Linked DNA regions of Homo sapiens: regions 2, 3 and 4 are each linked to region 1. A link is a loop called in an ENCODE intact Hi-C map of the cell type or tissue named here. Cell type or tissue: K562. All regions are shown on one strand.

Region 1 (2,500 bases):
CTGAGGCAGGAGAATCGCTTGAACCCGGGAGGCGGAGGTTGCAGTGAGCCGAGATCATGCCATTGCACTCCAGCCTGGGCAACAAGGGTGAAACTCCGTCTCAAAAAAAAAAGTCTTCCCTCCACTATGGCTTCATCGTGTGTCTGCCCAGCAAATATGATTCGGGGCAATCAAAAAACACAAGATTATTTTAAATAGATCATCTTCAACACAAATTACCACAGTGTTTTGCTTTGTTTTGTTTTTTGGTGGCGAATAGATTGTGGGCCTTGGGGGGCGTCTCAAGTGAGTGCTCAGATCCCAGCTTCTGTGCTTTATTGGCTGTTGGACCTCCGGCGAGTGTCTTAACCTGTCTGAGCTTTAGTTTCCTGGCCTAACTTACAAAGTAGTTGTAAGAATCCAAGATAATTTTCGTAAAGCACCTAGCACCCAAGAGGACTTTGGGCCTTATGGGGCCGCAGTAGTTATCCAGCTATGAAAAAAAGGACAAAAGGCCAGGCACAGTGGCTCATGCCAGTAATTCCAGCACTTTGGGAGGCCGAGGCGGGTGGATCACTTGAGGTCAGGAGTTCGAGACCAGCCTGGCCAACATGGCAAAAACCTGTCTCTACTAAAAATACAAAAATTAACCAGGCGTGGTGGCACACGCCTGTAATCCCAGCTACTCTGGAGGCTGAGGCAGAATAACTTGAACCCAGGAGGCGGAGGTTGCAGTGAGCTGATATCACTCCACTGCACTCCAGCCTGGGCGACACAGTGAGACTCTGTCTCAAAAAAAAAAAAAAAAAAAAAAAAAGGACAAGAAACCCGAGCAGTTTGGGTGGCAAAGGAAGACCAGGAGAGAGAAATTCCAATCAGGCTATTTAGAAACGCCATGCAGAGCTGGGCACAGTGGCTCACACTTGTAATCCCAACACTTTGGGAGGCTGAGGCGGGCAAATCACAAGGTCAGTAGTTCAATTCCAGCCTGGCCAATATGGTGAAACCCCATCTCTACTAAAAATACAAAAATTAGCCAGGCATGGTGGCGGGCGCCTGTAATCCCAGCTACTCGGGAGGCTGAGGCAGGAGAATTGCTTGAACCTGGGAGGCAGAGGTTGCAGTGCGCCGAGATCATGCCACTGCATGCCAGCCTGGGCAACAGAGCAAGACTCTGTCTCAAAAAAAAAAAAAAAAAGAAAAGAAAAGAAAAGAAAGAAATGCTGTGCAGAGCCTAGTGAGAGTGAAATCAAAATCAACGAGTTTCCAGCCTTATTTTTCTCCCTCTAGAAAGAGCTAGGGATCAGGAATCTCAAATTTGGACTTCACTTTGTCCAAAGCTAACTCTGTGCCCTTGAGCAAATCTCTTCCCCTCTCTGTGCCTCAGTTTTCCAGGAATCCCTTTGTAAAGACCCTTTCCTCTCTGAAACCATGGTGGTACTGCTACTGACCAGCAGAGGGCAGTGATGCACCAACATTCTCTATGGATCTGCGTTGCTTTTGTCTGGCCTTGGACAAGAACATTTAAATAATTAGTTAGTGGTCTGTGTCACTCTTTTTCAAAGAGCCTTATTTTATCCTCAGCGCATAGTCAGAATAAGGTCTTGCCACAGTGCACAGATGAGGAAGTAGAGCCTCAGAAGCATAAGAAACTTAACCGGTAATTTTGGTCACACCACATCCTAAATTTAGACTATCAGAATGGTATGAACACATTGCTGTATGTCTGGGCTGCATGGCATCGATAATCCATTACCTGCTTTATGGTTCATGAAGCACTTTCTGATCCTCAATATCAGAATTCTCATCTTATTCTCCTCCAGTTTACAGGTGAGCAAACAGTGGCCTCTAGAGGTTATGTCATTTGGCTTAGCATTTTCTTGTTCTTTTTTTTCTCCAGGTGTTTTTTTGTTTGTTTGATTGTTTGTTTGTTTTGAGACAGAGTCTTGCTCTGACACCTAGGCTGGAGTGCAGTGGCGCAATCTCGGCTCAGTGCAACCTCCACCTCCTGGGTTCAAGCGATTCTCAGGCCTCAGCCTCCCGAGTAGGTGGGACTACAGGCAAGAGCCACCACGCCTGGCTAATTTTTGTATTTTTAGTAGAGACAAGGTTTCACCATGTTGGCCAGGCTGGTCTCAAACTCCTGACATCAGTTGATACACCTGCCTCAGCCTCCCACAATGCTGGGATTACAGGCGTGAGCCACCAAGCCCCTCCTCTTCAGGTTTTATTTATTTATTTTAGCAACAGGGTCTCACTATGTTGCCCAGGCTGGCCTCAAACTCCTGGCTTCAAGTGATCCTCCCACCTTGGCCTCCCAAGTAACTGGGATTTACAGCAGTGAGCCACTGCACCCGGCACTAGCATATTCACAATCAGCTCCATCTTACAGACTGGTTGACTCCCAGAAATATTAGCTTAACAACAGAACCTGGCGTTCTGCAGTTTTTATGTGATGAAATGTAGTGAGTGAGTGCTCATCCAAATATTGCTCCTTGTTTTGGAAAAGGAATTAAGCCCC
Region 2 (2,500 bases), 52 kb before region 1:
GCCTCATCATTTCCTAGCTATGTAACTTTGGGCAAATAACTTCACTTCTCTGAGTTTCATTTTCCTTATCTGAAAAATAGAGCTGCAACATCAGGTGCGGTGGCTCACACTTGTAATCCCAACACTTTGGGAGGCCGAGGCAGGAGGATTGCTTGAGCCCAAGAGTTCGAGACCCCCACCTCTACAAAAAGTAAACAACAACAACAACAAAATGAGCCAGGTGTGGTGGTGCACGCCTGTAGTCCCAGCTACTCGCCCGGGATGCTGAGGTGGCAGGATCACTTAAACCCAGGAGGCCGAGGCTGCAGTGAGCCAAGATCGTGCCACAGCACTCCAGCCTGGGTGACAGAGGAGACACTATTGTAAAAGAAAAAAAAAGGGCTGCAAACCGTACGTTTCTCATTAAGTTATTGTAAGGCTCAAATGAATTCGCGTATACAAAGTGCGTAGCACAAGACATGGGATGTAGGAAATGCTCAAAAACTGTTATCATTTTTGCAATAAATACTGGCTCCTCTGGGAAAGAAGAGGGGTGGGGTAAATGATGTGCCTTGTTGCCTAGCCTGAGCCCACACTGCCAGAGAGGAGAGGACCCAGAATGAGACCCAGGTCTCCCGATTGCAGTTCATTCATGGGCAAGCAGTACATATTGAGAGCTTACTGGACACCATGCCAGGCTTGAGACCAGCCTGGCCAACATAGTGAAACCCCATCTCTACTAAAAATACAAAAATTAGCCAAGTGTGGTGGTGTGCGCCTGTAATCCCAGCTACTCGGCAGGCTGAGGCAGGAGAATTGCTTGAACCTGGGAGGCGAAGGTTCTGGCACATATTGAGCACTTGCTGAGAGGCAAAGTTCAGGCCTTCTGCCCCAGGCTTTTGGAGAGGGAGTCTCGGGGCCCCCTGAGGGGCCTCACCTGCACCCCCCGCACTCACCCATCTCCCCACTCTATCCCCTGTCCGCTCCGTACATGCCCGGCTCCAGCACCCGGAGCAGTGAAAGCTCAGGCACTACCCGCCGCCCGCCAGCCCGAGGGCCGCTCACCCAGGTTCTGCCCTCGCAGCACCGCGTACGGCCGGCTCCGCTCCAGCGGATCCACGGGGCTCGGGGCCTCTGCCTCCCCCACCAGGAGGCTGCAGAGGCCAAGGTACAGCCACGGTAACGCTGGACGCAGCATCTTCCCCAGCCCTGCAGAAGCAGAGAGGCCACTTCCGTCGCAAGCCCTGCCTCTGTCTCCTCCCAGGTCTCTCTGCGTCGCTGCCACCGCCCTTAGGGCGCGCGTCATTGCCATGGTAACTGTGCGTCCTGGTCTAAGTTCCGCTTCTGCCTAAGATTTGTTCCGGATTAACGTTCCTCAATAACTAATGTTTCCCCCGGACCAACTTTCCGTTCAGATCAACTTTCCGTCTGTGCCAACGTTCGCCGCGATTACCGTTCTGCTGTGGTTAGCGTTCCCTCATCCATTGGGGTCGAGGTCTTGTAGGTCCATTTGGGGCCTATTGAAGATTTTTTACGAATCCATGCATTTTCTTATTAAACCTTCATTACGGGCCTGGAAAATAGATACTGTGTTTCTATAGTACAAATGCCATCTTCTCAGGGAGCCCTTGCCCAGACATCCTTTTCTAAAATTGCAACCCTCCCTTTCCCTTAATGTACATTCTCCCTACCTTCGTTCTCTTCCATTCCCCCCATTCACTTTAGACTCATCACCATTTACCTTATACATTTAACGTACATTTGATGATTTTCTGAGGACCTGCTCCGCCCTAGCATGTAAAGTCCACGAGCACAGCGATTTTGTTCTTGCTCTCTGCTCTGTCCCAGAGACTGGGGGAGAGAGAGACCCTCTCATTTTGTTTTATATTGTTTTATACTCAGTACCTGTTTTAAGAAGAAACAACAAGGAAGTGAAACCAAAGACGGGCAGCCCGGCGCCAGGCCCGAAACCAGGCCTGGGCCTGCCTGGCCTAAACCCAGTTTCATGTGTGTGAAGAGACCACCAAACGTGTGTGAAGAGACCACCAAACAGGCTTTGTGTGAGCAACATGGCTGTTTATTTCACCTGGGTGCAGGCGGGCTGAGTCCGAAAAGAGAGTAAGCAAAGGGTGGTGGATTATCATTAGTTCTTACAGGTTTTGGGATAGGCGGTGAAGTTAAGAGCAATGTTTTGCGGGCAGGGGTGGATCTCACGAAGTACATTCTCAAGGGTAGGGAGAATTACAAAGAACCTTCTTAAGGTTGGGGGAGATTACAAAGTACCTTAAGGGTGGGGGAGATTACAAAGTACATTGATCAGTTAGGGTGGGGCAGAAACAAATCACAATGGTGGAATGTCATCAGTTAAGGCTATTTTTACTTCTTTTGTGGATCTTCAGTTACTTCAGGCCATCTGGATGTATACGTGCAAGTCACAGGGGATGCGATGGCTTGGCTTGGGCTCAGAGGCCTCACACCCAGTAGCTAAAAATCAACTCATAACTTAGAAACCGATGTTATT
Region 3 (2,500 bases), 260 kb after region 1:
CATCAAGAGGCAAGAACTGAATAAGGTAGAGAGCATTCAAACCATGGAATACCGTGCAGCCTTTGAAAAAGACAAGGTACACGTGTGTACGAGCAAGGAATGATGTCTGATATACGTTGTCTGCCCAGGGAAATATTCAATTACAGAGCAGTTTGTATTATAATCTACCATTTTTTAGAAACAGAAGGAAGTTAACAGTTTCTAGTAATGACAGTTGCTGAGAATAACAAAATGCTGCATATAGATGGCAGATGGTGGAAGCCAGGTCTCTCTGTTGGAGTGGGAGGAAGCAGAGGAAGCAAGGGGAGAAGCTAAGATAAGCAAGGGGAGGAAGCTAGAATAATCCATGTGGTAATGAATTAGAGCCGGAGATATCAGGATGAAGTCATGTTTAGCTTCATATGTACGGATGGTTTCATATAGAAACACTGATAGTGGCGAGGCACAGTGACTCACGCCTATAATCTCAGCACTTTAGGAGGCTGAGGCAGGAGGATGAGGAGCCCAGCAGTTTGAGACCAGCCTGGGCAACACAGTGAGACCCCACATCTACAAAAAATTTTAAAAATTAGCCAGGCATGGTGGTGCCTGCCTGTAGTCCCAGCTACTCTGGAGGCTGAGGCAGGAGGATCACCTGAACCCAGCAGGACAAGATCACACCAGTGCACTCCACCCTGCACGACGCAGCGAGAGCCTGTTTCAAGAAAAGGAAAAAAGAAAAACTGCTGACTGTGATGTGTATATACACTGGTCACTACACACATGCATTTCCTTGTACTGTCAGCTCAGAAGGCAATGAACACACTTGGCTTCCAGTGTTAGGTTTCTAATGCCATTCTCCAGTAAAAAAGGGCTCCTTGGAGAAATGGCTGATTCTAGAGATGGGACAGAAAACGTACAGTACGTGCCTGAAGAATACCAAAGCACCAGAAAGGAAGGGCTCAAAAACAGCAATCAAAGATGTGGTTATGTGAAAGGAACACAGGAGCCAACTGAAAAAGCCACAACAGCCGAAGAATGTGAGCAACAAAATAAAGCAGTATTGGACTAGAATCCAAAGTATAAATATCCATAAGTCCACGCTGACATAAACAAATAAATAAATGGGGGTGACTACAAATCTTCCATGCAGAATTCCAAGTAATTTACATGGACACTGCCTCAGGAGGTGGAGACTCACCTCCTCTGTGGGCTGTGCAATGTTCCAAAGAGTACATACAGTAGGGATGGGAAAGTGCCCGTCACTGTGGAGACCTGACATGCTACCTCAGCCAGGGGGCGTCATCTTGAAAGCATGGGCCCTTGATCTGAAGTGATGAAAATGGCATTTTACCTTTGTGGTCTTCCTCTCAAAATACACAACCTCAGTCTAATCATCATCAGAAAACACCTGACCAATCCCCAAACGAAAAATCCCTGACTGGTATTCCTCAAAACTGTTGAGGTCATCAAACCAGGAAAGTGAGAAAAGTATAATCATCAGAATGTAAAAACGAATGGGGCCAGGTGCAGTGGCTCACGCCTGTAATCCCAGCACTTTGGGAGGCCAAGGTAGTTGGATCACTTGAGGTCAGGAGTTCAAGACCAGCCTGATCAACATGGTGAAACCCCATCTCTACTAAAAATACAAAAAAATTACCTGGGCATGATGGTGCATGCCTGTAATCCCAGCTACTCAGGAGGCTGAGGCAGGAGAATCGCTTAAACCTGGGAGGCGGAGGTTGCAGCAGTGAGCCGAGATCAAGCCACTGCATTCTCGGCTGGGCAACAGAGAGAGACTCTGTCTCCACAAAAAAAAAAAAAAAAAGGCCGGGCGCGGTGGCTCACGCCTGTAATCCCAGCACTGGGAGGCCAAGGCAGGTGGATCATGAGGTCAGGAGATTGAGATCATCCTGGCTAACATGGTGAAACCCCATCTCTACTAAAAATACAAAAAAAAAAAAAAGAAAGAAAGAAATTAGCCAGGCATGGTGGCGGGCGCCTGTAGTCCCAGCTACTCAGGAGGCTGAGGCAGGAGGATGGTGTGAACCCAGGAGGCGGAGCTTGCAGTGAGCCGAGATTGCACCACTGCACCCCAGCCTGGGCAACAGAGGGAGACTCCATCTCACCAAAAAAAAGAATAAAAAAAAGGTTGGCCAGCCTGGGCAATATAGTGAGACCTCAAATCGGCAAAAAATTTAAAAATTGGCCAGGCAAGGTGGCTCATGACTGTAATCCCAGCACTTTGGGAAGCTGAGGAGGGTGGATCGCGAGGTCAGCAGTTCAAGACCAGCCTGGCCAAGATGGGGAGACCCCGTGTTTACTAAAAATACAAAAAAAAAAAAAAATAGCCAGGTGAAGTGGCAGGCACCTGTAAACCCAGCTACTTGGGAGGCTGAGGCAGGAGAATCGTTTGAACCCGGGGGGCGTAGGTTGCAGTGAGCAGAGATTGCGCCATTGCACTCCAGCCTGGCTGGGCGATTGAGACTCCGTCTCAAAAAAATAAATAAATAAAAATTAA
Region 4 (2,500 bases), 83 kb after region 1:
CGCTGAGGGCACTCTCTGGAGAAAGGGGTAACTATGAGCTATTTAGCAGTCAACATTCATAACAGTTTGCAAATGAGGTCTGAGTGGGGCACCAGCAACATCTACTACAGTTCACCCCTTGCACTAGTAGGATCTACTTGTTTGTCACATTAAATTTACTCCACCCAGCTATAGCTTCTATAGGATTCTAGTTGGTCGCAATTTCTAGGAAAACTTATAGGAGAAAGATTAGTGGGACAAATGGAAACTCTCATTGCTACATTTGGTTCCAAGGACATAACTGATATTCAACATCTCCTTCCTTTACTATCCATTCTAGAGTTCCCTCACCTCAGCTAGTACCTCCTCTGGTTTAGATGACTTACTTGGTGGGATGACCCAGTTCCTCATCCTTGAGAAGTGTGAGACTCTAGTAATCATGCCCTTACCAGGCCATGGCTGCTATACTTCCCCATTTACAGTTAAAACTGGGCATGGGAGTACCAAGATATGCCCTAATGGATCATCTGAGTCCTAAATATATTTCTTTCTGTCCCTGTTATATAGCAGCATCTATATAGCCTTATGATACCCTGCTTTCTTTGCCTGCTGATCTATTGACATGAGAAGCTCAAGTGACCAGATGGTAGTCAGAACATTAAGTGTCAAGGGCCTCTTAATGTGCCTTCTGATGGAAGCATGCCATCAGAATATCTCTGGCAACCAGAGTATCTATACCCACAGAGCCTACAGTTGTCTGGAAGGGAAGCATAATTCCCTAAAGTGGATCACTGGGGATCATGGTTCGTGGTGACACCTATACTTTCATCTCATGGTTCTGAGACCTATGCTTTCTATCGGGAACATAGCACCATATCATGGGCATCGGTTTAAGGTGTACACCCCATCCTAAAGGTAGAACTCATTTTCATAGGCCATCCAGTTCCAACTGGGGCCTTACGTTTAAGACACTGTTCCACTATTCTGTCAGGCCATCAGCTTTCCAGATAGTGTAGTATGTGGTAAAATTACTGAATTATATGGTCATACGAATGCTATCATACTTCCTTTGCTGTAAAGTGTGTCCCTTGGTTTGAGGTGATATTATGTGAGATTCCACATCAGTAGACTGAATGCTCTTAGCCCTTGGATAGTAGTGCTGGCTGAAGTACAATGGGCAAGAAAGGCAAACCTATACTCAGAATATGGATCAGTCCCATTAAGGATGAAATGTCACCTTTTTCAGGGCAGAAAGGGTCCGATGTTATTAAATTGCCACAAAATAGGGGGTTGGTTTCCTCAAGGGATGATTCCTTACCCAGAGCTCAGGAATGGTCTCTGTTGCTGGCAGGTCAGACGTTTGATATTGGCAGCAGCTAGATGAGCATTGATGAGAGAGAGCCCATGCTATTTGGCTCATACGTAACTTCCATCTCTACCAACAAAGCCATTCTGTTTGTGAGTCCATTGTTTAAGCACTGTGTGGGCCAATGTCAGAGGCTGGCTGACATCTGCTGGCCAAATCATCCTTTCCACTTGGTTGTTCAGTGCATCTTCTGCAGTGGACATTTTCCGGTTTCCATGTAATGAAAAGATCATTATACTTAGTGCCTACTCCCATAGGTTCAAACACATGCCTCTTTCCTAGACCTCCTTGTCCTTGCTGTCTTGCATCTTCCAGGGCCTTGACCAACAAGCTGAGCCATTTGCCACTGCCCAGAGGATACAGGATAATCTGGGGATTCAAGGTTCTCAAGTGGGTCTATCCAGATACCCCCATCCCAGACTCAGCACCCTTTTTCTTCTCTGTCAGGGCCCTGACTTTGGCATAGAATATTTGCCTAGACTAAGAATTCAACTTTCTCTGGAGTTTTGCCAGTCTTAAAATTAGTCCTGTGCCTGGTTTTCAGCTCCCTCTGCACTTTAGCCAGGGGAAATGAGAGTTTCTTTAAAGCCCTTAAGGAGGTTCTCTAACTTGATCACTTTGCTTTAAATTACAAATTAGGCTAGGCATGGTGGCTCACGCCTGTAATCCCAGCACTTTGGGAGGCCGAGGCGGGTGGATCACGAGGTCAGGAGATCGAGACCATCTTGGCTAACACGGTGAAACCCTGTATTTACTAAAAATGCAAAAAATTATCCGGGCGTGGTGGCGGGCACCTGTAGTCCCAGCCACTCGGGAGGCTGAGGCAGGAGAATGGCGTGAACCCCGGAGGCAGAGCTTGCAGTGAGCCGAGATCATGCCACTGGACTCCAGCCTGGGTGACAGAGCGAGACTCCATCTCAAAAAAAATAAATAAATAAATTACAAATTAATGGATTTGAGCCTGTTATTTTATCTCTTCAACCATCAGTGGAGTTTAGTGATAGCCACCCCAGTTCCATAGTCCTTATAGTTACTATTTCTCCTCAAATGCCAGAAACATTACACCGTCTAGTGCATCTTTGTATCAGTTCAGATCCTCCAAGAAGCAGACACTGAGATGGGATTACATGTACAAAAGATTTATTGAAGGACATA

Evidence for each region. Peaks named below come from ENCODE experiments on the same cell type or tissue, not always from the same donor. Only the 100,000 strongest peaks of a DNase experiment are listed, where the experiment ranks them.
Region 2: it touches region 1 in a loop (4-fold over the local background); 8 of 110 quality-filtered maps call a loop at or near these places.
Region 3: it touches region 1 in a loop (3-fold over the local background); 7 of 110 quality-filtered maps call a loop at or near these places.
Region 4: a loop joins it to region 1, with 10 times the contacts of the local background. A loop is called at or near these places in 23 of 110 quality-filtered maps.

Annotation. Positions count from the first base shown.
Region 1 is chr12:110,098,936-110,101,435 of GRCh38, forward strand. The region is part of intron 1 of LOC105369976 (a long non-coding RNA gene); the gene reads right to left. Among named protein-coding and RNA genes, the nearest start is that of IFT81, 24 kb to the right of the region's middle. In K562, CTCF peaks have their summits at 1,435 (motif pointing right) and 1,835 (motif pointing left); a DNase peak (open chromatin) is centred at 1,466.
Region 2 is chr12:110,047,319-110,049,818 of GRCh38, forward strand. C12orf76 (chromosome 12 open reading frame 76) reads right to left here and starts at 1,204. Exons shown (of 2, transcript NM_001389625.1): 1 at 1,045-1,204. The coding sequence starts at 1,177. RefSeq lists a silencer at 913-972 and an enhancer at 1,893-2,152. In K562, a CTCF peak has its summit at 1,136 (motif pointing right); a DNase peak (open chromatin) is centred at 1,253; H3K4me3 peaks cover 1,877 bases.
Region 3 is chr12:110,353,991-110,356,490 of GRCh38, forward strand. No RefSeq gene overlaps it. Among named protein-coding and RNA genes, the nearest start is that of ANAPC7, 48 kb to the right of the region's middle. In K562, a CTCF peak has its summit at 1,273; DNase peaks (open chromatin) are centred at 321 and 1,251.
Region 4 is chr12:110,182,086-110,184,585 of GRCh38, forward strand. The region is part of intron 12 of IFT81 (intraflagellar transport 81); the gene reads left to right. Among named protein-coding and RNA genes, the nearest start is that of IFT81, 59 kb to the left of the region's middle. In K562, a CTCF peak has its summit at 1,498 (motif pointing left); no DNase peak of the experiment used is centred here.